Linked DNA regions of Homo sapiens: all the other regions are linked to region 4. Evidence: read pairs that join two places in POLR2A ChIA-PET (ENCODE). Cell type or tissue: PC-9. All regions are shown on one strand. Links, peaks and the distances in the headings refer to the core of each region. The heading gives the core; the rest is flanking DNA. Region 1 overlaps TRIP13 (thyroid hormone receptor interactor 13). Region 2 overlaps LOC124901161 (a long non-coding RNA gene). Region 3 overlaps LPCAT1 (lysophosphatidylcholine acyltransferase 1). Region 4 overlaps CLPTM1L (CLPTM1 like).

Region 1 (5,000 bases), core at 1-5,000, 420 kb before region 4:
ATTCCAAGACATCCTCAGATGCCCCAAACGTGGATAATACTAAACCTTATGTAGACTATTTTTTCCTACAGACATTCCTATGATAAAGCTTAACTTATAAATTAGGCTTGTAGTACTCAGAGCTTTACTTTGTGAGGAGTAAACTGAAAAAGCCATATTTTAAAGAAATTCTGTCTGGTTCTTCTCAGGAGAAAATACTGATGGTTTGTTGTTTGGTTTTGTTTTGTTTTGTTGTCAATATCACCGGGTAGAATGGGGACACGGGAATTGAGTGGACTCGAGAGTATGAAACTGTAGCCAAGTGTTAAATAGAAGCTTGAAGGGTACTTGGCTTCTTTAAGTCAGTTAAGATTGCGTGACAAAGTGACCTTAAAACACAATGTTCTTTTAAAGAGCAGACAGGCCCCGCATACTGCCCTCATAGCACAGTCAGAGTAAGCAGCAGGTGTTTTAATTAGTGAAATAAGTTGTTTCTGTTTGGAACCAGTTACGTATTTCCTCTTTAATTCTTGAAAATACCTGCAGAAAATTAGAGTTGTATGTCTCCATTTTCTGTTAGATGCTTTCCTTTTTCCATATTGGTCACCTCGCAGCTTCTGTGAGGCATCTTTTGTAGGGTCCAGCCCCACAGGGTTGGTGAGTTTTCTCCCCATGTGCAAAGACGAGAGAGTGTAGAAATAAAGACACAAGACAAAGAGATAAAAGACAGCTGGGCCTGGGGGACCACTACCACCAAGACGCGGAGACCGGTAGTGGCCCCGAATGCCAGGCTGCGCTGATATATATTGGATACAAGACAAAGGGGCAGGGTAAGGAGTGTGAGCCATCTCCACTGATAGGTAAGGTCACGTGGGTCACGTGTCCACTGGACAGGGGACCCTTCCCTGCCTGGCAGCTGAGGCAGAGAGAGAGAAGAGAAACAGAGAGACGGCTTACACCATTATTTCTGCATATCAGAGACTTTTAGTACTTTCACTAATTTGCTACTGCTAGCTAAAAGGCAGAGCCAGGTGTACAGGATGGAACATGAAGGCGGACTAGGAGCATGACCACTGAAGCACAGCATCACAGGGAGACAGGCCTCTGGATGACTGCGGGCGGGTCTGACTAATGTCAGGCCCTCCACAAGAGGTGGAGGGGTAGAGTCTTCTCTAAACTCCCCGGGGGAAAGGGAGACTCCCTTTCCCGGTCTGCTAAGTAGCAGGTGTTTTTCCTTGACACTGACGCTACCATTAGACCACGGTCAGCTTGGCAGCGGGCTTCTTCCCAGACGCTGGCATTACTGCTAGACCAAGGAGCCCTCTGGTGGCCCTGTCCAGGCATAACAGAAGGCTCGCACTCTTGTCTTCTAGTCACTTCTCACTATGTCCCCTCAGCTCCTATCTCTGTATGGCCTGGTTTTTCCTAGGTTATGATTGTAGAGCAAGGATTATTATAATATTGGAATAAAGAGTAATTGCTACAAATTAATGATTAATATTCATATATAATCATATCTAAGATCTATATCTAGTATAATTATTCTTATTTTATTTATTTTATTATACTGGAACAGCTCGTGCCCTCGGTCTCTTGCCTCGGCACCTGGGTGGCTTGCCGCCCACATCATGCTAGGGGACGCTTGGCAGGCAGGCGTGCAAGAAGAGTGCTGGCCTCTGCCTCTTCTAGTATGGGGTATGAGCCCACTGAGAATTGTCTTAGGAAAGAGGGTGGTTCTGGGGGCAACAGGAATAACACATGACCCCTCCACCTCCATTTATCAAGAAAGGTGTGTTTGATCTCTGAAAGGTGCCTTGATGAGTGGATTTCATAAAGGAAGAGTGGGGACAAGGACAGGTGTCAGCAAAGATGTAGGCTAGAAAATGCAATGTTCATTCCCGACGCTAAGTGAGACTGTAGGCCGAGAAGCTGGGAGCAGTGCTGGGGGTGGGGAGGCGATGGAGGCTGAGACCAGAAATACGAAGTTGAGTACAAATAAGAAAGAGGGGGAGACGTAAGTGTATTGGTAATATTTCATAGCATTTAAGTTTCTAAGCAGACTTCATTGTAGTAATAACATTAATAGCTTTTAACTGTATTCCTTATATTTTATGGATAATGGAAGTTACTGTTGTTTTAAGAAATTTGTTGTAGCACTGACTTAAAAATATATTTGCTTGGATCTTTGTCACAGGTCCTCCTGGCACTGGAAAAACATCCCTGTGTAAAGCGTTAGCCCAGAAATTGACAATTAGACTTTCAAGCAGGTAACTTTCGGTAATCTGTGAGAGGAGAGCCATGGGAATGGGATTTATAACGGGAGGTTGTTTTTTTTTTTTTCTAAATCATTTTACGCAAATAATAGATTCCTCTCCACTGTAAGTCACTTGATTCCTCTGTATTCAGCATAGTTTTGAGTTATGATTTCAGTCTTTTAAGATTTGAGACTTACTTGATTGCCAGCACATGATCTCTGCTGGTGAATTGCACTTCAGAAGACTATACTTTCTCCCCTTGCTGGATGCAGTGTTCGTCTCTAATTACGGATTTGTCTTTTCCTCTTGAGTTCTGTCTGTTTGGGGCTTATGGTTTTCATCACATTTGGAAAATACCTGGTCATTGTTTCCTCACTGAATTTCCTTGACCCTCCCCTTTATCTGGGACTCTGTCTGCTTTCATGTTAGACTGTTTGATGTTGTTCCACAGGCCACTCCTGTGCTTTTTCATTTTTTTTTTCAGTTCTTTAGAAATATGTTTTATTCGAAAGTTTCTATTGCCGTATTTTAAGTTGACTGATTTTCTACATCGTCTAATCTGCTTTTAATTCCATTCAGTGAAGTTGTTATGTCTGATAGTGTATTTTTCTGCTCTGTTCTATTTGATTCTTTTTATACTGTTTTTTCATTATGTTCTCGTTCACGTCTTGAACAACCCCATAATAGCTGTTTTAATGTTCTGTCTGCTAATTCCATCATGATTGTCATTTCTGATTGTGTTTCTATTGACTGGTTTTTCTTCTGGTTAGGGGTCACATGGTTTTGCTTTGTTAGCATGTTAGGTAGTGTTTGATTAGCTGCTGAACATTGTGATCTGAAGTGTGTGGATTGTGTGTTCCTTTAGTGAGTGTTAGATTTTGTTCCGTTAGGCATTTCCATTACTTGTGATTTGGTGTGATCCTTTGAGGTTTGGTTTTTTTAAGCTTTGACTGGGAGGGGTTTAGGTTTGGTCTTAACACTCAATTGTGGTCCTCTGGGGTCTCCACTGAGTGTGCTGAAGGATCCGTGGGCACTCTCCACTCTGGCGGTCGGAGTATGCACTCCTCTCAGCCTGTGTGAGGTCCAGGAGCCCTTCAGCTCACAGACCACGGGCGCCCTTTACATAGCTGCAGGGAATGTCCCCTGCTCACACACACCTGAGTATTCATCCAGGACATCGGGGGCGCCATGAGGATCCTGGGCACTCCTTCTGAGGTATTTCTTCATATTTCCTTCCCCTCTGGAATTCTGTTCTGCAGCCTTCAGTCACTTCAGACTCCCTGAACTCCAATCTCTGTCTCCTCGACTCAGCGAGTGGCTGTGCTCCACTTGGGCTCCCTCCCGTGCCTGTGGTTGGAAGATGCCTCCCGGCAAGAAAGTTAGAGCATTTGTAGAGAGGGTCCCTGGTCTTCCGACTCAGGAGTCCCAGCCCTCACTGCCCTGTGTACAGCAACCTTACCAGATGTCATTTCATCCATTTTGCCTTAAATGAGGTTTTCTCATTTAAGATTAGATGGTAAATCTGCTTCCTGTTACTCCAGTATGACTAGCGGAAATCCTGTGAGGTTTAATTTCGTATACATAATTTTTGTTCTTCAAAAATGTCTTGTAAATGTTTTTACATAGGGAAATTGCTTTATTTTGACCCCTTAGCTTATGTTTAGCAACTTGCCCTTTGCTTTGACATATTGAAATACATGTGTGTTTTCAAGATCTCTAGGGGCATGCCAGCATGGCGGCTCAATGCCTGTAATCCCAGCGCTTTGGGAGGCTGAGGCAGGTGGATCATTTGAAACCAGGAGTTTGAGACCAGCCTGGCCAACATGGAGAAACCCTGTCTCTACAAAAAAATACAAAAAATTAGCTGGGAGCACATGCCTGTGGTCCCAGCTTCTTTTGAGGCTGAGGTGGGAGGATCACCTTAGCCCAGGAGGTCCAGGCTGTGGTGAGCCTGGGTGACGGGAGTGAGACCCTGCCTCCAAAGAGTAACCAAAAAAGATCTCTAGGGGCAGAGAGGGCAACACAAGAGAAGGAAAATGTTATTGTAAGGAATATAGCTTTTTCCAGTACAAAGATCTGGAAATATGCATTGGTTTTATGGCTTAGAAATGGCAAAAAGAAGTCCTAGCAAGACTTTTCCTCACTCTATCAAAGAATCAAAATGTTTTATAATTAATTTTGTTTAATATTCAACCCAGTCTATATTTTGTTAGATTGTCTGTATCCCTCCACTGTTTTAATAAACAGTATCAGTAAACGGTCTCTCTCTTTTTTACGTGGAATGCCAGTGATGCTTCTTGAACGTAATTCTTTTTCTTTTGTGGACTTTTGACATGGAAGCAACTGAAAAGAGGACCTGGAAGTCAGTTTCTCTCTGGCCTCAGTCTTGTTCTCTGGTGATTTAGTCAGCAGCTAAGCACGCCCAGATCTGTCTGCGGGCTTCTGAATGGATAGAGGAGTGTTTCTGGGTTCCAGTCAGTCTGTGTGTGTTAAGGTTAACTTTGGGCCACCTGAGCATTCCTGGGCTCTGGGGTCTGTGCTGTTTAGGGTTCTGTGGAAGGAGGGGAAAATGCTCAGCTCCTGCCAAAAGCTCTTGATGCTTCTATTTTGTTTTGTTTTCTGTCTTATGTTAGTACTGCTAATATTTTTAAACATAGAAATATAATTTGTAAATAGATATAAAATGGGAGTTTTTACTCTTTAACTCAATTGATACAGTCTAGAACTACTGATTGAATCTTGTTAGACTTTTTCATAATTATTTAG
Region 2 (8,381 bases), core at 1,283-6,282, 210 kb after region 4:
CCTGTGCCTTACACACTGCTTGCCCATGGGTGACGCCTGCATCCGCGTCTGACCTCCTTCTGAGCTCAGATGCACACGTCTGGCAGTGATTTCATGCTTCCGCTTGGAGGTCTGTCTTAGTCTGCTCAGGCTGCTGAAGTAGAAGCCACCATAGGCTTGTGGCTTAAACAACAGACGCTTTTGCTCACAGTTCTAGAGCCTGGAAGTCCAAGCTCAAGGCATGGTAGATTTGCTGTCTGGTGAGGCTGTATCCTGGTTTATATACGGCGCCTTCTCCCTGTGTCCTCATGTGGTGAAAGGGGCGCGGGAGCTCTCTGGGTCTCTGTTATAAGGACACTCATCCTATTCATGAAGGATTAGGCACCGAATCACCTCCCAAAGTCCCTGCCTTCTAATAGCATCACCTTAGGGGTAAGAATTTCAGCGTAGGAATTGGTGGGGGAGGGGGGCGGTAAGCGGGGCACAGTTCAGTACATAGTGGGGTCTAACAGGCATTTCAAATCTACAGCATCCGTGGCTGCACTCCCATCATCCTTCCCAAGCCTACATCCCCTGCTCCCGGGACCACCCCAGGGAGGGCAGCCCATGCTGTGGCTGCTCAAGCCAAGACCTGGGTGCCCTCGGACTGCCCTGCCTCTGCCTCTCACCCTCACTCCCATTTACATTTCCTCATGGCCCAACCTTGTTTGAAAATGTAGGTTTTATTATTATTCAGGTATGGCAAGGCCAATGTGTCAGGAGATGATGCCCACTGACAAGAGAGTTTCTTCCCCACAGTGCCCAAGATGGGGGACTGGAGGGACAGCATACCACGCATGGCCACACAGGCCACACAGGGCCACATGGGGTCACACGGGGTCACACAGGGTCACACGGGGTCACAGAGTCACACAGGCCACACAGGGCCACACAAGCTACACAGGGCCACACAGGGCCATAGGGGGCCACACAGGGTCACACAGGGTCACACAGGGTCACACAGGGCCACACGGGGTCACACAGGGCCACACAGGGTCACACAGGGTCACACATGGGGTCACACAGGGCCACACGGGGTCACACAGGGCCACACAGGGTTACACAGGCCACACAGAGCCACACAGGGTCACACAGAGCCACACAGGGCCACACAGGGCCACACAGAGCCACACAGGGCCACACAGGGCCACACAGGGTCACACAGGGCCACACAGAGCCACACAGGGTCACACAGAGCCACACAGGGTCACACAGGGCCACACAGGGTCACACAGAGCCACACAGAGCCACACGGGGCCACACAGGGCCACACAGAGCCACACAGGGTCACACAGGGCCACACAGAGCCACACAGGGTCACACAGAGCCACACAGGGTCACACAGGGCCACACAGGGCCACACAGGGTCACACAGGGCCACACAGGGCCACACAGGGCCACACAGAGCCACACGGGGCCACACAGGGTCACACAGAGCCACACGGGGTCACACAGAGCCACACAGGGCCACACAGAGCCACACAGGGTCACACAGGGCCACACAGAGCCACACAGGGCCACACAGAGCCACACAGGGCCACACAGGGCCACACAGAGCCACACAGGGCCACACAGGGCTTCACGGGGCCATGTGGGAAGAACCCGTCAGGAGGCATTTCAGCTGGACAGGGCAAGCAGGCTTAGGGTTGGCTCACTGGATTAGTCTGTGGTTCCATGGGCTCCAGGGCACATGTAGAAGCTGCCCCCTGCTGTCCAATACCTGGCCCTGGGGTGGGCAGGGCAGGTGGAGAGCGGGAGGCAAGAGCACCCTGGCCTGTTTGGTTTCCACATGGAAAGTGATGTGGTTTGTCTGTGTCCCCACCCAAATCCCACCTTGAATTGTAATAATCCCCACATGTCAAGGGTGGGGCCAGGTGGAGATACTGAGTCATGGGGACAGCCTCCCCCATACTGTTCTCATGGTAGTGAATAAGTCTCACGAGATCTGATGGTTTTATGAATGGGAGTTCGCCTGTACAAACTCTCTTGCCTGCCGCCATGTAAGATAGGATTTTGCTCCTCGTTCGCCTTCCACCGTGTGTGAGGCCTCCTCAGCCACGTGGACCTCTTTAAACCATTAAACCTCTTTCCTGTGTAAATTACCCAGGCTCGGGCCTGTCTTTCTCAGCACATGAGAACAGACTAATATGGAAGGTGTGCTCACAGGTAAGCAGCTTCCTGACTCTAGGTGCTGGCCAGGCCTGGGAGAGGTGATGGCTCCAGGGTCAGCAAAGCCCCAGAGTCAAAGCTCGGAACATAAAGACGACTGGGACCCATTCCCTCCTCGCCACGCCAGCACCTCCTGCCTGGGGAATCTCTGGCTTCCTGGCTGGCCCTGGCTGTGCCCTGGTTTTTCTTCTCTGTGGCCAGGGGATCCTTCCGGACATAAGTGGGTGGATGGGGCTTCCTTGACTGGGGCCACCAGTGGCACCCACCTCTCCAGCAGGGAGATGCCTCTGGGCCTGGCTGCCACTGTGGCCCCTCATTCCTGACCCCTCTGCCTCATCCCTGCCCTTCCTGAGGGTCCTCCCTGCCCCCCAGGCTGCTGTGCTCTGGCCAGTGGGCTCTTGCCCCTGCTGTTCCTGCAGCCACTTCTTTGAGTCTTGACCCAAAAGTCTGGCAGACAAGCCCTGGGCCCTGCTGTGTGCACAGCTCTTGTGAGTCCACGCATCCTGCCTGCATCTTAGAGAAGGTTTCATTGCTTGGTATAGAGTAGTTTCCAAGGCATCTCGGTGAGTGAGTTAGACCATTTTATAGACAGGGAAACTGAGGCACAAGAGACTGACCCGGGTCATAGCCAGGACCAGTGAAGGAAGGTGGTGACCTCATTCCCAGTCTTTGGGGTCTTTCTTCTGGGCACTCATCCAGCGTCCCAGGTGGAGTGTGCCCTGTGACCGTCCATTTCTGCAGGTGACTTTCTAGAAGGAGGCTCTGGTTCATAACACTTGGTTCCCAGAAGAAACCATTTTTCTCAACTACGGTACATTTGACATCAAATAAGGATTTAGATACTTAACATTGTTTTTATATCCTATTAGAAATTCTGACTTCATTTACTATATTGTGATAAACCTTCAAAGCCCACGGTAGTAATTCTGGCAGCAGAGCTGGCAGGCTGAAACCGCTTCCATGGAGATGCATCTCACAGGGTCCCAAGTGATGTAAACAAAACTTGTGTAATGAACACAGCATCTCCCTCAGCGGCTGTGTCTGTCCCATTTTCTTTGACTTTAAATACATGATACTCTGTGGGAAGCATGAGCTGAAATAATGATCTCGTCAGTGGGTCTTTGTGAAAACTAAAAAGATTTTTGAAATCTAGAGGCACGCAGCTTTTTTTAGTATTTGAATGCATCTTTCTTCACACTTTGGGTTTGCAGAACAAATGTTTGCATGTAATTTTGCTTCCTAAAATGTCAAAAATAGCACAAATATGAAAACAAGTATTCTCAAAGAGTGATCTTTTATGGAAAGACTGCTTACAGTAACTCGTTCCAGTTGGCTTTGAAAAATGCTGCGTGGAATTATCTTCACATACTTGGGAACAGGGAGTGTAAGGGAAACCCCTGCCTCACCGTCTCAGGAGCATTGTGACGAGGGCCTCTTCCTTTCCTGGCCTCCCACAAGCCCCAGCATCTGTTGATTGAAAGAGGAAGGTGTATCTCCTATTTTAAAATCATGTATAATTTTATATTTTCTAAAACATAAGCATGGCTAATTGTATGATCGCTTATGTCATTTGTAAGGAATTCAGCATAAAAAAATTTTTCTCAGCTGGGCGCAGTGGCTCACGCCTGTAATCCCAGAACTTTGGGAGGCCGAGGCGGGCAGATCACGAGGTCAGGAGTTCGAGACCAGCCTGACCAACATGGTGAAACCCCCGTCTCTACTAAAAATGGAAAAATCAGCCAGGCATTGTGGCACACACCTGTAATCCCAGCTACTCAAGGAGAATGAGGCAGGAGAATCGCTTGAACCTGGGAGGCAGAGGTTGCAGTGAGCCGAGAGCTCACCATTGCACTCCAGCCTGGGCAGCAGAGCAAGACTGTCTCAAATATATATATATATATATTTTTTTTTTTTCTCAGAGTTGCAAAGACAGAGACCTCCTTTGGTTGAGAGGAGGGCAAGTTTCGAAAGGAGGAACTTTGCTGTGGGGAGGAGTCAGTGGCCAGGCCCCACAGAGTCTGACGGCCTCTCCTGGCATCCAGCCTCACCTCCTTCCTAATGATACAACCTGCATGTTTTAGCTGGATGTGTGGCTACCCAGGGTGAAGACTGTATTCCCAGCCTAGGTGTGGTCGTGTGACTAATTCCTGGCAGCACATTGGATATGATCCCAAGATTGTGGAGCTTCTGGGAAGTGCCCTTGAGTAACTTCCTGTTGGCTGGAAGGTAGCTGTGTTGGCTAGAGCTCCAGCATCCATCTTGGCCTATAAAACAACTTCAGGAAGGGAAATTAGGCCAGCAGCAACTGGGGAGAAGGAGTCTGGGTCCTGGACCTTTGGAAGGGCCCTCTCAGTTCTGGACTGGCTACCTCTGGCCTTATGAATGGGAGGGAGGAATGAATGGTGGGGGAATGAATAGGAGTGGGGAGTGAATGGGAGGGGGGAATGAATGGGGGGGAATGAATTGGAGGGGGAAATGAATGGGAGGGGGAATGAATGGGGGGAATGAATGGGGGGGAATGAATGGGGGGGGAAATGAATGGGAGGGGGAATGAATGGGAGGGGGAATGAATGGGAGGGGGAATGAATGGGAAGGGGAATGAATGGGAGGGGAGAATGAATGGGAGGGGGGAATGAATGGGAGCAGGGAATGAATGGGGGGAAATGAATGGGATGGGGGAATGAATGGGAGGCGGGAATGAATGGGAGGGGGAATGAATGGGAGGGGGGAGTGAATGGGAGGGGGGAGTGAATGGGAGGGGGAATGAAGTTCTATCTCATTTAGGTGATTATTGTTTTGGACATTTCTGCTACTTGGAGGTACAGCTGATTCTAATGGACCTGCAGGCTCCTGGAGACACTTGGACTGGAAAAGCAAAACCAAGGCCCATGACATCTATCTTTGCATATTGAAGTAGATTTAGAAAACCCTTTCGAATCCCTCTGAGTACTTTTATTTGCTGCTCCCTCTCAACCTCAACTTTGTTCCTCATCCCACTTTCTACTGGACATTTTGACCTGGCCCTTTGCCCTCCCTTCCCTTTGCCCTCCCTTCCTGCACGCTGCTGAGCTGTAGCTCTCTCGGGGGTGCCCAAAGACTCCAGCCCTCCCAGCCCCATCTCCCCACCCTCGCCTCAGCCCTTCCTCCTCACTGAGCCCCCGTGCCTAGCTGTCTGCTGACCGTGGGTGCTGCCTCACACTCCAAAGCCCATCTCCTCCTCAGGTCACCCCTTGGCATCCGACACCCCCAGAACCTTATTCACCTTCTCTGCAGGTCCAGAGCCCAGCAGAGCTCTATGCCATGGCAGGAGAGTGGGAGGCATTTCCTAAGAATGCTGCCTTTGGCTCTGAATTCCCAGGACATTTTGGTTGCATAATATTCATTGTCTGAGAAAAGAAAGAAAAGAGACTCATTTGGAGAATTAAAAAAATTATTGTAGAAAGATTTCATTTAATAAATCCTCACTCTCATTAGTATCTAAGTAGCCCTTTTACTGTCCTAAATAGATGCCAGGGCAGGAACCAGGGTGCAGAGGGCTCTGGCCCTGGCGGCAGCCTGGGACTCACATTGCTATAGGTGGGCCCAGAGGCTTCAGGGAGAAGCCTGTCCCCTTCTATCTCCCCTCTTCTCTTGTGGAGAAGCAGCTCCTTCCTGCCTGGGAGTCCCAGGACATCTTCGAGGAGGGGACATTTGAGAAGGATGGGGGAAGAGGCCAGGAGAAAAGCAGGGAGGGAGGAGGGAAACCCATCATCAGCTCTGGCCGAGGCCTGTCTTGTAAGACCCCAGGGCCAGGGCCAGGCCGGATGTGTACCAAGTCGGACCACGTGGAAGAGGCTTGAATGCGTGAGAAGGTGCCCTCTCCCTCCTTCCCTCCTTCCCTGTCCCCTTCTATCTCCCCCCTTCTCTGTGAGCAGGCATTGGCTCCTCAGAAGGGCCTCTCACTCAGTTGGATGGTGATGCATTCCCCACTCATGCCTGGAAGTAAGCGGGCGCAGCCACTGTGGATGAGTTGCCAGTGGAACCATGAGTGTTCCTGCGTGCGGCCTGCACCTGCACACACACCTGCACACACGGGCACCTATACACACACTTGTCCCTGTGTGCACATACCTACACCTGCACACACACCTCCAAACACACCTGCACCTCTACACACTTGGCCTGTGAACACACACCTGCACCTGCGCACACACCTGCACCTATACACACACTTGTCCCTGTGTGCACATACCTGCACCTGCACACACACCTCCAAACACACCTGCACCTCTACACACACTTGGCCCTGTGAACACACACCTGCACCTGCACACACACCTGCACACACGGGCACCTATACACACACTTGTCCCTGTGTGCACATACCTGCATCTGCACACACACCTCCAAACACACCTGCACACACATGTGAACCTCTACACATGCTTGGCCCTGTGAACACACACCTGCATTGGCACACACACCTGCACATGCACCTACATGCACCTGCACCTATATACAAATTTGCCCCAGTGAGCACACAACTGCACTTGCACACACATCTGCACACAAACTTCTGCACACACCTGCACACACCTGCACCTATACATACACGTCCCTGTGCACACACACCTAGAGCTATATACATACTTGCCCCTGTGCACTCACACCTGCACACACACCTGTACCTGTGCACACACCTGCACACATACCTACACACACCTGCATCTATACACACTTTCCCGTGTGTACACACACCTGCACCTGCACTCACACCTGCATGCACACCTGTACCTCTGCACACCACCTGCATGCACATCTGTACCTCTGCACACACCTGCACACATACCTACACACACACCTGCATCTATACACTTTCCCCTGTGTACACACACCCACACCTGCACTCACACCTGCACGCACACCTGTACCTCTGCACACACCTGCACACATACCTACACACACCTGCATCTATACACACACCTGCACCTGCACTCACACCTGCACGCACACCTGTTCCTCTGCACACAGCTATGTCACCCCACATGTGCACTCTCACCTAAGCTGGAGCAGCCCAGAGGGTTTGCTCATTTGCTCATTAAGTGGTTCTTGCTTGAGCAAACCGGGAAGTCATCTTGAGTGGAAGCACCTGGTCTCTGGTAACAGACGCTGAGAATCACCTGATTTGACCCTTCGACAGTGAGATGATTGTCAGAACAGAACCCTTGTGCATATTTTCAATATGAGTTGATGAGGCCAAGAGCTCTTATTGGATGGGAGGTTTATTTCATAAGCCACTTGATTTTAAAGACTCAACAGAGAGGACATATTTCTTAGTATACTGAGTAAGACATTAACATTTGTGTTTGAGGGAGGACATTTGAGCCAGGATTTTGCAAACATAATTGGTTTGCAGTCCTTGACTCCTTGGAGTGTTTGTGTCAGTTGGGATTGAAACGGCATGTATTTAACTTTATCAGTATGTTTTCAGAGTCATCTTCATTTAGAAAACGCATTGATAACCCAGAATGAACATATTTTTTGCAGTGATATTCTTTAAGCTGAAAATGAAATATTTGCTTCTACACCATTTAGTTGTGCCAGTCGCCTTTGATTTAGCAGACGATTTTGCTCTGGCTAAGTTGCTCTTTTAGACAGACGTTTATATGGGCGATGTTTTCCAGCAATGTGTTTAGCAATTCTCCTTTTCTCCATGTTCACATTTAAAGGGTTGTCTTAGACACCCATTTGCAGCCAACATGATCCCTAAGCTGGGACAAATGCAGCAAGTCAGGCCCTTGTGTTCAGGAAGTTACTCGTCGTGACCCAGGAAGGCAGTGACACAGGGAGTGACAGGGCTCTGGGCTCTGCCCTGTGATCTTGGGAAGTGACTCGGCTTTTCTGCCTCACCTTCCATCCTCTGCAAAGCAGGGGCGAGGTGGAACTTACCTGTAGGACCGTGGAGTCTGGAGGGCGCGCAGCTGTCCTGAGACCGGGCCTGGCCCACAGCGGGTGCTTACTCAATGCTGATGTCTCGGCACGTGCGTCATGTTCCGTTCTGGAGTTAGTCGTCTTTCATGAACACGCGGGAAATTTTGGGGTGGGCAGGGGCCCATCACCGGATCAAGGTAGGGTTTGACCGATGTGACTGGTTAGCTGGAAAACATTGATTATTTTATGGGGGTGAAGAACCAGCCACACTTTTTACAGTGTTG
Region 3 (5,000 bases), core at 1-5,000, 190 kb after region 4:
CTGCAGCCCCACACTCTAGAGGAGAGATTCCACAATACAGGCTGCAGGCTGGGAGGCCCTTCCATTGCTGCCTGGTGACCCCGAGGGCTCAGCTCCTGCAAGGCCTGGCTCACGGCAGGTGCTCGCAAGAAGAATACAGGAGGGAAGGGAGCAGAAACTCAGAAGTGTAAGCTTCTGGGCTGCACACGTTCCACTGTGGGCACAGGCTAAGCTTCAAAAGCAGAAACTAGCTGCAGATTCCTATTTGGAGGCTGCGGGGACTCGGTTACACCTGACCCATTTCCACAGGCTCTCACCCGTGGGGCAGGACACCCTGCGATTATGTTTCCTCCATTTCCACAGGCTCTCACCCGTGGGGCGGGACACCCTGCGATTACATTTCCTCCATTTCCACAGGCTCTCACCCGTGGGGCGGGACACCCTGCGATTACATTCTCACCCGTGGGGCGGGACACCCTGTGATTACATTTCCTCCATTTCCACAGGCTCTCACCGGTGAGGCGGGACACCCTGCGATTACATTCTCACCCGTGGGGCAGGACACCCTGTGATTACATTTCCTCCATTTCCACAGGCTCTCACCCGTGGGGCGGAACACCCTGTGATGACATTTCCTCCATTTCCACAGGCTCTCACCCGTGGGGCGGGACACCCTGCGATTACATTTCCTCAGAAGGCAGCTTTCAAGGCAAAGCTCCCACGTGCAGAAACGGGCCCTGGAGGTGGGAGTCCCAGGAGCCGTGGAGAAGCTCCAATGAGAACGGGGCCAGATGGGCAGCCCGAGAGCAGAACCCCCACCACCAGCGGCTGGGGAGAGGCTGGAGATGCCAGGGCCCTCCTGGGAGGCACCAGCTTTGTCCTCGAGGCCGAGGGGAGGAGAAGCACAGGAGATGCTGGGCACAAGGGGCCCGGCACAGGCCAGGCACAGGGAGGCCCCAGCCTCATCTGCCCAGTGAGCGATATCCAAAAACAACAAACAGGGTCCACATGCCAGCACTGCAGCCACAGCAGCACGAGGGGCCATCGCAGGTGCACGGGCCTCACAGCTTCACAGAGCAGAGCCATGCCAAACGCTCGCGGTGAAAGGCAGCCTGTTTCTTCAGTACTGTTCCTTCGACAGGTCAGTCCTGAGCCCCAGGCTGTGTCCCAGGACACTGGGAGTCTGCTCCGCACTGGGGGACTCAAAGTCCACACGGGGCCCACAGGTGGTCAAGTGAACCAAACGCCCCACACCCTGACCCCCAGGTGTACATTCTGCACATTTTAATTCCGAGGTTGGGAATGCACCCTACGCCGCCAGGCACGCCGCCAGGCCGAGGTCTGCAGCAGCATTTCACTCTGTTGGTGTCCGAGGACCTCAGGGGCTGTGGACCATGCAGGCGCTGCAGACAGTGATACATCGTGGGGGGCTCAGGAGAAGCAGGCTCCTGGGATCATTCCAACAAAAAGGTCCCCCTGCGTGCTCCGCCAGGACCCCACCTTCCACCTCCAGCCAAAACAGGACCTTCACACATACCAGCACGCTTCCCATTCAGCCCAGGCCCTGAGACAGGCCCTCCGGAGCTGTGGCCCAGGGAAACGCCAATCTCCCCGGACCTCCCGCCTGGTCTGAGTAAAAAGAATCCTGAAATTCAGGATCCGTGGCATTTCTAGCTGCTTGCATTTGTTTAACAAACATCTGCAGAAAGCCAGTGGGGCCCTGGTGGAGAGCACCTCCCAAGCCCCCTGTGGTGGGAGCCCCACCCCCAGCACATCCTGCATCAGGGGATCCTGCTACAAGAAAGAGTCCCCAGCCTGCTGGCCCTTCCTACTCCGAACTGGCCGCAGATACAGGGAGCCCCCCAGCACATCCTGCATCAGGGGATCCTGCTACAAGAAAGAGTCCCCAGCCTGCCGGCCCTTCCTACTCCGAACTGGCCGCAGATACAGGGAGCCCCCCAGCACATCCTGCATCAGGGGATCCTGCTACAAGAGTCCCCAGCCTGCCCGGCCCTTCCTACTCCGAACTGGCTGCAGATACAGGGAGCCCCCCAGCACATCCTGGCCCAAACCCTCAAAAGCTGCAGGAGCCCACAGCCTGCCCTGTACACCCTGCGCCACACTACCCGCAAATACAAGGTCCCCCACCTCCCCCGCCAGCCCAGAACATCCTGGCCCAAGTCCCACCCCCAGCCTGCCCTGTACACCCTGCCCCACACTACCCGCAGATACAGGGGCCCCCCAGAACATCTTGGCCCAACCCCCTGGCCTGCCCTGTATACCCTGCCCTGCACTATCTACAGATACTGGGACCCTCCCCCACCTCCCACTGCCGCCCACACACAACATCCTGGCCTAAGTCCCACCCACTTAGCTGCAGGAGCCCCTGGCCTGCCCTGTACACCCTGCTCCACACTACGGGCAAATACAGGGGGCCCCCCGGAACATCCTGGCTCACCCCCACTCCCCCGAGCTGCAGGAGTGCCTCTGTCCCCACAATTCTGGGTCTGCGCCACCATCTCCAGGGAGCCCACCAAGCACATCCTGGCCCTGTCCCTGGCTATGGGAGACCCTCCACCCAGGACATCCTGCTTCCCCCAGCTGCAGGGAGCCCCTGGACCACCAGTAACGTCTGTGAGGCAAGGCTGACCCCTGCTCAGCCAGTGGGTAGAATGGGAGTGGGCAGGGGCTGTGGGCCCTGGCAAGTATGTCCACTCCTCTGAGTGCAGGGAGGTACAGAGGTGACCAGCCTGACGTGCAGCTGTGGACACAGAGGGAGGGCTGCTGGGGGCTGGAGGCCACTGCCCAGTGGCAGTTGTGGGGGAGGCAGAAATGACCTGATCGCTCTAAGGTGAGGGAGAGGAGAGCCCACTCTTTACAGAGACTTCCCCAATGGCACAGGCGCCACGTGGTCCTGGGGCCACTGACTGGGCAGACAGCCTGGCACAGGGACAGGACAGGTCTAGCCTGGGATGTGCTGAGCTTGATGGATGCATGGGACCCAGGAGGATGTCACAATGATGATTCACATGGCACACAGGTGACCATGACTCTTCCCTGATGGAGACAATGACTCACTGCTGCAGAAAGGTGGATCTAACCCCTCCAGGGTAGCCTAGGAGAACAAACAGACTCCACTCTAAGGAGCCCAGGCATTCCATGCTGATCCACGCCTGCCCAGCCCGGCGGCATCCCCACTGTCTGTGCATGGACACCAGCCCTCCCTGGCTCCAGGGCCCTTGCCCTCCAGTACCTTGGCCCAGCTTTGGTTCTACCCCAAGGGTTTTAAAACATTTAGAACTGGGAGAGAAACTGTTTTCTTTCTTTCCTTTTTTTTTTTTAAGCTTGTATGTGGCAAATATCTTTAAGAGGAAATAACTCACTCCTCTGGCTCTAAGAGGGAAGTGTGAAATTCAAGAGTAAAATCAAGGTTTGGAAAAGGCTGCTGTCCCCAGGTACCAGCCCCCACCCCAGCAGTGTCTCCCCACACAGGGGACGAGGGCACAGGGGATGAGGTTAGAGGGCCACCAGTCACAGCAGAGGAAAGACCACACTGAGGGAAGCTGGGAGCTGACTGTGCTGGAAGTTCAAGAACAGCACCTCACCTTTAACACACCTAAGCTCATGCTGCTGGCACATGGCTGAGAAGCCAGGGATGCATTGGTTTTAATACAGCAAAAAGTATCCCCCAGGGTTGCAAAATGACGTGGGTTTCACAGGGACAAACAGTGATCACATTAGAAAATAATGTTATTTCCAAACACAAGCCTAGCATCATGCTTTTTTCCTGGGCTCATTTTCAGAATGATTCACAGCTAGATTAAAGGTTTACACTGGAAATGCTGGAAACAGTAACCGGGAATGGTAAGCATGCCCCAGCACCCACAGGAGGCCCACAGGACTTGGAGGGGACGGTCGCGGCTCCTGGCCATCCTGAGAACCATAGCACTTTTGTCATGGGCCGCGTGGGGATGAGGGCCCTGGAAACAGGAAGAGGAAGGTCAGGAGGGCTCCTCCTGCAGTCTCTGTGTCAGAGGCAGGGACATGGCTTAGCAAGACAGGTGACCTCGTGGAAGCCTAGCTTGGACACTCCCAACCAGTCATGTCCAAGCAGTACAGCACAGGGCGCCTTCTCAGACAAGAGCGGTGAGACGGAGTGGGACAGGGAGCCACGTTCTCCGCTGCCTGGGCCCTCCCAGCACTCAAGGGCGCTCTGCCCCTGCAGGCACAGGAGGCACCGGGCATGGGCCAGACACCCAGCAAGTGTGGTAGTCGAGTCCCGTGCCCGGCTCCTGAAGCAGGGCTCCTGAGTGGCCACTTTTTCAGGCACAAAATCCTAACATGTTTATACGAGAAATAGATAATTCAACTGCAAAAAAAAAAGCCAATGTTAGGAAGAAACGATTTAAATAAAATGGAAGCAAGTAGTGACCATAGCTTGACATTTTCTAAAGACTACAGTTCGTCTAGGAACAGAGGCGACGTGTCAAATTCAAGAGTAAAATCAAGGTTTGGAAAAGGCCGCTGTTCCCAGACAGGAGCCCCCACCCCTGGCAGTGCCTCCCCACACGGGGGACGAGGGGACAAGGGGACGAGGTCGGAGGGCTCAGGAGAGCCGCATCCGGAATGCATTCTGAACGCAGCTGTGGGCCGCCTGCCTCCTCTTACTAAAGAAAGTGGACATCAGAGAGGAAGCATTTGCAAAGTCTGATGACGGCTCACATGGACTAATGCAGAAGTGAACCCGCAGGGCTGACGGACGCCTCAGGGTTCTCGCCCCACTCTGAGCACGGCCCTGCGGCCTCTCTCGAGCCCACCCACTCCTGACCCTGGGTCCCACAGGGTGGGGGATGCACCGTGGCCCCATGCATGGGATGAAGGGCTTGGGCCGGGTGACTGGCTGGACGCCTTCCAGAGAAAAGGCAATGCGTGGTTTAAAGCGGAAAAAAAACACAGCTGAAAAAAAAGAGAAAAATATAAGACAGAGCTGATGTCTTACCCCAGGTTGCTTGTCCCGGGCA
Region 4 (8,381 bases), core at 1,761-6,760:
TTATATTTGATATTCAGGAGTGAATAGACAGCACCCCCGACACAGAGAGGGTACAGCAGGTATGACAAGTACTTCATGGCCTGCAGGGAACAAAGATGGCTTCCAGTTAGAGGCCCAAACGCCAAGCCTCTGTAAACACACTGCATGGAGCTCACCCCGACAGGGACAGACAGAACGAGCTACAGCGCTCAGGGTGGCAGGGCTGCTCTGCAGGGGGCGGCGTGAGGGGCACAGGCAGGGCATCGCACACTCGCCACAGCCCCAGGAGGCACCGCACACGCCAGAGCCCGGGTGTAACTACAGGCGCTAGTTAACAATAATAGATCAATTCTGGTTGGTCAAAACCAACCAACCCACAACAGATCAATAAACATAATGGAAAGAAACCGGAAAAAACTGCCTACTAAGTAATGTAGTTACATCGCCAGCTGTATCCATTCTGATTTCAGCTTTACAACGCCATGCAAGTTGGATATAAGCTGGTGAAGATTAAACCAAACTAAAATCATCTGTGCAGAAATGTTCTATTAACTGGAACTGAGAATTCCAGCTCCCCCAACAGCAATGGGGAAAGGTGACGCCCTGTGCTGCTGGGGCCATTCCTCCAGGCCACTGTGCGGCCGCGGCCATTATGGCCTTGGTGACGGCAAGTGCGTTCCCAGCAACCACAGCAGACACCATGGCCTGCGTCAGCTGCCTGGCGAATGTGACTTACAAACGATGAAAATATCCCTACTATACGGTGACACAGGCAGGCTGTGCCTGTAAGGACTGGGAAATGAGTCTCTGCGAGCCCCCGCCCTTCCCAGTAAGAAATTTGGGTTTTATGTGTTCACTCTTGGGATCCCTGCTCAAGGCGGGCTGACCCGTACTCCAAGGAGACTTCCGCACTGAGCAATGACAGTAAAAGACCCGTCTTTGAGGGTGTTGGATTTGCCTGGCATGCACGTGCCCTGAATCACAAGTGACTTACCTGAGTATCGTACTCCTCGGTTTTCCTCTCAGATTCGCTGTAAGTGCCAAACTGTTGTGAAATTCAACACAGTGATATTAATAGACTCAGGGAGGATCTGAGCACAGCTGAGCTGTGACTAAGGGGCGTCACATATGGCTGCAGAGCTGACCCAGGCCTCACTACAGAGGGCGCTCAGGTCCCTACCAGGCGAGGAGAGGACCCAGAGGACGGGGATCCGCATGGATCCTTCCCGCCTCACCCTGGCCCTGGGTCCCACAAGCCTGATGGGGGCAACGCGGCCTCACTGCTGTTCCTTGCTCAGGTGGCTCAGTTTTCAGTGCCACCGCTTCAGTGAGAACACTGCAGAGCACACAGGCACAGCCAACACTGCTCCGAACCAGCCGGCCGGGAGCCATGGGGCAAGGTGGAACACAGTGGCTGCGCTGCGTGTGCTGGGCTTCCTGACCCCCCTGCCCACAGCATGGAAAATCTCAGCCTGTGACTGCTGAGGGCCCCGCCTCAATCAAGGTCCATCCGTGGGCACTGAGATTCAACTCCAGCTCTGCCCCAGCCCTCATCTGCCTAGGGGCCTTATGGGCGCCCAGGCACTGGGGCAGCCACCAGCTCAGGGCAGGGGCTCACTCACTTCAGGACTGCCAGGACTGTACGGACCCCAGTCAGCACCAGCCTCGGGAGCGCCTCTGGACAAGGTGCCAAAACGAAGCACACGTGCTGGCCAGCCAGCATCCTTCCTCCCAGAGGCCGGCTCAGGCCCAGAAGTGCTGCCGTCTGCACTGAAGACGGTCAGAACTAGGTATATGACCGGGGAATCCTCAGGCGAAGAGAGTGGCTGCGATCAGAAACCAGTGCTGCCTCCACCACGGAGGCTCCCCTGACAGAGGCCCGCAGTGACTCATCTGCAGATGGCCATCTTACTCTTTGCACAGGGGGCAAAATCACACTCTTCAGAGAGGCTTGGGGTTCAGCCATTACAACTAAATCCTACCTGAAATTCGGGCATCAGGCCTCTCCAAAAAATAGTCATCTTCAATGCCTTCTTCACTTTCCACAGCTGAGGGGAGAAATCAGGAAATAGTTCCTTTAATATTCGAAGGCCAGGAGCCACGAATGAACGACCCAGACAGTAACGGGTAGGACCTGCTGCCCATGGCCCCGCGCAGCCCACTGTCCTCTTCCTGTCCCTCCCACAGCTCAGGCCAGAGCGCTGGAGGCTGGACCTGGGCCTCTAACCCACACACGGCAGGCGTACCTGGTCAGGTGGGCTGCACAGCCACCGCCCAGCGGACAACAAAAACAGCATGTGAGGGCAGTTCTTTACGCCACTCTGCCTGCACCCAAATAAGCCCCCACCTACTTCTGCCTGCCACTCGGGCAGCCCTGGAGCCAGTTTTGGGACCGCTCTGAGAGCCGCCACCTCATGGCTAAATGCTTGGAAGGCATCACCCACGGAGCTCAGGACGGGTGCCAGAGCCGGGCACGGCACTGTGACTCGTACCTATGGAGGGACCCTGCCTGTGGAGCTCCAGCGTCATTTCATCCAGCTCCTCCTCTACAGGGACATTCCATCCAGCTCCTCCTCTACAGACACATTCCATGCAGCTCCTCCTCTACAGACACATTTCATCCAGCTCCTCCTCTACAGACACATTTCATCCAGCTCCTCCTCGACAGACACATTTCATTTCATCCAGCTCCTCCTCCACAGACACATTTCATCCAGCTCCTCCTCTACAGGGACATTCCATCCAGCTCCTCCTCTACCGACACATTTCATCCAGCTCCTCCTCTAGACACATTCCATCCAGCTCCTCCTCTACAGACACATTTCATCCAGCTCCTCCTCTACAGACACATTTCATCCAGCTCCTCCTCTACAGACACATTTCATCCAGCTCCTCCTCTACGGGGACATTCCATCCAGCTCCTCCTCTACGGGGACATTCCATCCAGCTCCTCCTCTACGGGGACATTTCATCCAGCTCCTCCTCTACAGGGACAATCCATCCAGCTCCTCCTCTACAGGGACATTTCATCCAGCTCCTCCCCTACAGGGACATTTCATCCAGCTCCTCCTCGACAGACACATTTCATCCAGCTCCTCCTCGACAGACACATTTCATCCAGCTCCTCCTCTACGGACACATTTCATCCAGCTCCTCCTCTACGGACACATTTCATCCAGCTCCTCCTCTACGGACACATTCCATCCAGCTCCTCCTCCACAGGGACATTTCATCCAGCTCCTCCTCTACAGGGACATTCCACCCAGCTCCTCCTCTACAGGGACATTCCACCCAGCTCCTCCTCGACAGGGACATTCCACCCAGCTCCTCCTCGACAGACACATTCCATCCAGCTCCTCCTCTACAGACACATTTCATCCAGCTCCTCCTCTACAGGCACATTCCATCCAGCTCCTCCTCTACAGACACATTCCATCCAGCTCCTCCTCTACAGACACATTTCATCCAGCTCCTCCTCGACAGACACATTCCATCCAGCTCCTCCTCTACAGGGACATTTCATCCAGCTCCTCCTCTACAGACACATTCCATCCAGCTCCTCCTCTACAGACACATTCCATCCAGCTCCTCCTCTACAGGCACATTCCATCCAGCTCCTCCTCTACAGGCACATTCCATCCAGCTCCTCCTCTACAGACATATTTCATCCAGCTCCTCCTCTACAGGGACATTCCATCCAGCTCCTCCTCTACAGGGACATTTCATCCAGCTCCTCCTCTACAGGGACATTCCATCCAGCTCCTCCTCTACAGGGACATTCCATCCAGCTCCTGCTCTACAGGGACATTCCATCCAGCTCCTCCTCTACAGACACATTTCATCCAGCTCCTCCTCTACAGACACATTCCACCCAGCTCCTCCTCTACAGACACATTTCATCCAGCTCCTCCTCTACAGACACATTTCATCCTGCTCCTCCTCTACAGGGACATTTCATCCAGCTCCTCCTCTACAGGGACATTCCACCCAGCTCCTCCTCTACAGGGACATTCCACCCAGCTCCTCCTCTACAGACACATTCCATCCAGCTCCTCCTCTACAGACACATTCCATCCAGCTCCTCCTCTACAGACACATTTCATCCAGCTCCTCCTCTACAGGGACATTCCATCCAGCTCCTCCTCTACAGACACATTCCATCCAGCTCCTCCTCGACAGACACATTCCATCCAGCTCCTCCTCTACAGACACATTCCATCCAGCTCCTCCTCTACGGACACATTCCATCCAGCTCCTCCTCTACAGACACATTCCATCCAGCTCCTCCTCTACAGACACATTCCATCCAGCTCCTCCTCTACAGACACATTCCATCCAGCTCCTCCTCTACAGACACATTCCATCCAGCTCCTCCTCTACAGACACATTCCATCCAGCTCCTCCTCTACAGACACATTCCATCCAGCTCCTCCTCTACAGACACATTTCATCCAGCTCCTCCTCTGCAGACACATTCCATCCAGCTCCTCCTCTACAGGATACATTCCATCCAGCTCCTCCTCTACAGGATACATTTCATCCAGCTACTCCTCTACGGACACATTTCATCCAGCTCCTCCTCTACGGACACATTTCATCCAGCTCCTCCTCTACAGGGACATTTCTTCCAGCTCCTCCTCTACAGACACATTCCATCCAGCTCCTCCTCTACAGACACATTTCATCCAGCTCCTCCTCTGCAGACACATTCCATCCAGCTCCTCCTCTACAGACACATTTCATCCAGCTCCTCCTCTGCAGACACATTTCATCCAGCTCCTCCTCTACGGACACATTTCATCCAGCTCCTCCTCTACAGACAGATTTCATCCAGCTCCTCCTCTACAGACACACTTCATCCAGCTCCTCCTCTACAGACAGTTTTCTTCCAGCTCCTTGTCTACAGACACATTTCATCCAGCTCCTCCTCTATAGACACATTCCATCCAGCTCCTCCTCTACAGACACATTTCATCCAGCTCCTCCTCTACAGGGACACTCCATCCAGATCCTCCTCTACAGACACATTTCATCCAGCTCCTGCTCTACAGACACATTGCATCCAGCTCCTCCTCTACAGACACATTTCATCCAGCTCCTCCTCTACAGACACATTCCATCCAGCTCCTCCTCTACAGACACATTTCATCCAGCTCCTCCTCTACAGGGACATTCCATCCAGCTCCTCCTCTACAGACACATTTCATACAGCTCCTCCTCTACAGAGACATTGCATCCAGCTCCTCCTCTACAGGCATGACGGCCGCAGAGGCCCCCACCCACAGGTGGGCCACCAACTGCAGAGACCTCAGACTCCGGCTCCTGCCGGTGTGGCACAGAGCTCAGTGAGGAGCTAGGCTTAAGCCTGGGCCCTCTCACCCTGAAGGCCATCGCCCCCCTCAAGGGTTTGCTCCTGAGCTGGTCTTGCCCCACGAGGCTCCCTTTTGGCCGGCTTTTCTGAGCTCCGGAACAACCAAGGCTGGACCACAGGGCACCGAGTGATTTCCGTCAGTGCCTACCTGGCCGCTGTGCTCAGATCTCCAGCCACAGCACGAGCCTCTCAAGGCCCCACGGTTTACACCTCTGCTTTGCACATGGTGGGATTTCTCAAGCACATGAAAACACTCTGTTTGGTGGACAGGGCCTCAGGCCTCTGCTTGGTGGACAGGGCCTCAGGACTCACCACTGCTTGGTGGACAGGGCCTCAGGACTCTCTGCTTGGTGGACAGAGCCTCAGGACTCTCTGCTTGGTGGACAGAGCCTCAGGACTCTCTGCTTGGTGGACAGGGCCTCAGGACTCTCTGCTTGGTGGACAGGGCCTCAGGACTCTCTGCCTGGTGGACAGGGCCTCAGGACTCTCTGCCTGGTGGACAGGGCCTCAGGACTCTCTGCCTGGTGGACAGGGCCTCAGGACTCTCTGCCTGGTGGACAGGGCCTCAGGACTCTCTGCTTGGTGGACAGAGCCTCAGGACTCTCTGCCTGGTGGACAGGGCCTCAGGACTCTCTGCCTGGTGGACAGAGCCTCAGGACTCTCTGCTTGGTGGACAGGGCCTCAGGACTCTCTGCTTGGTGGACAGGGCCTCAGGACTCTCTGCTTGGTGGACAGAGCCTCAGGACTCTCTGCTTGGTGGACAGAGCCTCAGGACTCTCTGCTTGGTGGACAGGGCCTCAGGACTCTCTGCTTGGTGGACAGGGCCTCAGGACTCACCACTGCTTGGTGGACAGAGCCTCAGGACTATCTGCTTGGTGGACAGGGCCTCAGGACTCACCACTGCTTGGTGGACAGAGCCTCATGAGCTGATACCACCCGAACACGCATTTCCTTGCTCTCCACTTGTTCAAAGCCTTTACACCCACTGCCTGCCATCCTACAGCTTCCAGAACACTGAGGCCATCGGGAACAAGCACACAGGCTTCCACAGAAGGTCTCAGGTCCCGGGGCTGAAAGCCTTTCCTGAGTGCGTGGAGGCACATGGACCTCAGACAGTTCAGGTCACTGCCCGGAACTCACCTCAATGGCGGCTCCAACACCCGCCGGGACCAGCACCAGCAGGCTCGTCTGCTCGTCCAGCAGGAACAGAAAGATGACCACGGTGCTGAAGCAGCGCCAGAGCACTGGGGACAGGATGGTCGGGCTGGGAGGGGGTGCAGGGCAGACCCCACCTGTGTTCCCCAAGTCACACACATACCCCCAGTCCCCCATCCCAACCCACCACGCCCAAGAAGCTTCAGGTACTCCCCAGTCCACGTCACCCCGTTTAAAAAGAACAATGAAGCATTCAGCAGCTAGGAAAGTGTTTGGAAGGCTGCTGAACTGAACAGCTGGCCCCACACCAGCTCCACAAACACGTGTCTGAGCCACACTTGCAAATGAGCATGGAACGTGGGCAGAGGTCGGATGACGGGGCCAGCACAGCTTTGCTTCCGGGCGTGTCTTATGCCAGTTCTGTGATAAGTGCGTGGCTTTTCAAGTCTGGATTTGTTTCCTCCCCAGCTGTACCTTAAGAACCACTCCAGCTTATTCAACACGTCTTCCTCCTCCTGCAAGCCCTGAGGGCAAGCAGGGGAAGCAGATCCATGGAGCCACAGGACAAACAGTGGTCAAGGCCACAGCCACTGTCTGCTGGCCACTCCAACCCAGGACGCCAGGAAAGGCATTAGGGTTAGGAGACAACAACGCAGAACACGGCACGGCCCCCAGGCAGCCAGGGCCACCTGCTTGGGCGTCTTTTCCATGCGAGAAAAACAACTTGTTCGGGTCTGATACTGGAGCCAAATGCTCCTCACTCCTAACCAACAGGACACACCCACTCCTCGTCCTCACACCCATCAACCACTCGCCCCTGTCCAGACCGCCGCTCCCCACCCCACTGTGACAACCTCCACCCCTGCAAGGTCAGGAGGACCCCTCACTCACTTGGGCCCCTTAAACCACGGCAGGCACCCTTGGCCAGGAACACTGGTCCCAGATCTTGGCAGGCCTCCTGCCTGGGCTGCCTGGCCTCAGGGGTCCCTGACTGCCCTACCTAACAGCTGCACACTGCCTGTCACTGCTGGGCACAGCACCACGGGCCTATTAACTGCCATCACCTGGCAGGCCCCACACGCCCAGGCCTGCGCTGGTCGGGGAAGGAACACCGGCGGGAGGACGGGGCGAGGGAACCAAGACAGGGGATGTGAGGCCCCAGCCCTGCTCAGCGCCCATGAGCAGCCGGGAAGGCTCGAGAGGTCCATGCATCTCACTCTCCACAGCCCAGACCCAGACCCCATGCACGCCAGAGTCCGCAGCCAGGCCCTGAGCTGTGCAGCCGCTGGAGGCCCTGAGCCGTGCAGCCTCTGATGGTCCCACCACAATTGCCGCAACGGCTCCCTGGGCTTTACGGTGCCTGGTCTCAGAGGCTTCTCAAGAGCCAAGCACACACCCGGGGCTGTGTCTGCAGCCAGCAGTGAGGCAGGCAGCCCTCTACCGCAGGCTCCAGTGAGCTCCCTGGGGCAGAGTATCTGAGCAGGGCCACGCTCGGGGGGCCTACCTGCCTTGGTGGACATGCCGATCATGCTCTTCTTCTTCTTCCAGAAACTGATGTCATTTTTAAAGGCCAGGAAATCAAAGAGAAGCTAGAGAGAACACACACGACAGCAACTCACATCTCCTGCTGTTTCCATCTCCTGTGAGACAGAGATAGAGGCTTCGTGTGTGACCGTGAGACTGCAGGTGTACTCAGCCTCAGGATGCATCAGGATAAGTGTCTACACTCGGGACCCATGCCTCTACGCGCCTGGCCTGCCATGTCAGAACCTAGAGTGCCCAGGCGGGCTTTGCAGGGGCACTTCTGAAATAATACGTACCTTTGACTTGAACTGCTGGAAAGGCCCCCAGGCAATTGGAGGCTCTGGATTCCCCT

What was found. Peaks named below come from ENCODE experiments on the same cell type or tissue, not always from the same donor. Only the 100,000 strongest peaks of a DNase experiment are listed, where the experiment ranks them.
Region 1: POLR2A ChIA-PET joins it to region 4 with 16 read pairs; 2 of 35 experiments call an interaction of 5 or more read pairs at or near these places.
Region 2: POLR2A ChIA-PET joins it to region 4 with 18 read pairs; 4 of 35 experiments call an interaction of 5 or more read pairs at or near these places.
Region 3: POLR2A ChIA-PET joins it to region 4 with 15 read pairs; 2 of 35 experiments call an interaction of 5 or more read pairs at or near these places.

The regions. Positions count from the first base shown.
Region 1 is chr5:901,975-906,974 of GRCh38, forward strand. TRIP13 (thyroid hormone receptor interactor 13) reads left to right here. Exons shown (of 13, transcript NM_004237.4): 6 at 2,174-2,246. Among named protein-coding and RNA genes, the nearest start is that of TRIP13, 12 kb to the left of the region's middle. RefSeq lists a silencer at 1,120-1,414. In PC-9, for the core only: CTCF peaks have their summits at 1,299 (motif pointing left) and 1,510; no DNase peak of the experiment used is centred there.
Region 2 is chr5:1,538,644-1,547,024 of GRCh38, forward strand. LOC124901161 (a long non-coding RNA gene) reads right to left here. Exons shown (of 4, transcript XR_007059099.1): 2 at 8,116-8,322; 3 at 5,450-5,573; 4 at 3,463-3,654. Among named protein-coding and RNA genes, the nearest start is that of LPCAT1, 19 kb to the left of the region's middle. In PC-9, for the core only: a CTCF peak has its summit at 1,748 (motif pointing left); a DNase peak (open chromatin) is centred at 4,308.
Region 3 is chr5:1,513,325-1,518,324 of GRCh38, forward strand. The region is part of intron 1 of LPCAT1 (lysophosphatidylcholine acyltransferase 1); the gene reads right to left. Among named protein-coding and RNA genes, the nearest start is that of MIR6075, 5.0 kb to the left of the region's middle. RefSeq lists enhancers at 1-341, 902-1,460, 1,461-2,021, 2,022-2,581, 2,582-3,141 and 1 more. In PC-9, for the core only: no CTCF peak of the experiment used is centred there; DNase peaks (open chromatin) are centred at 1,627, 3,017 and 3,697; H3K4me3 peaks cover 786 bases; H3K27ac peaks cover 2,716 bases.
Region 4 is chr5:1,323,790-1,332,170 of GRCh38, forward strand. It overlaps CLPTM1L (CLPTM1 like), which reads right to left. Exons shown (of 17, transcript NM_030782.5): 8 at 8,010-8,094; 9 at 6,491-6,594; 10 at 1,962-2,027; 11 at 974-1,024; 12 at 1-80. Among named protein-coding and RNA genes, the nearest start is that of CLPTM1L, 17 kb to the right of the region's middle. RefSeq lists enhancers at 1,393-1,893, 3,746-4,360, 4,361-4,973, 6,864-7,008 and a cis regulatory region at 6,936. In PC-9, for the core only: no CTCF peak of the experiment used is centred there; DNase peaks (open chromatin) are centred at 3,299, 3,585, 3,852, 4,517 and 1 weaker place; H3K4me3 peaks cover 779 bases; H3K27ac peaks cover 3,636 bases.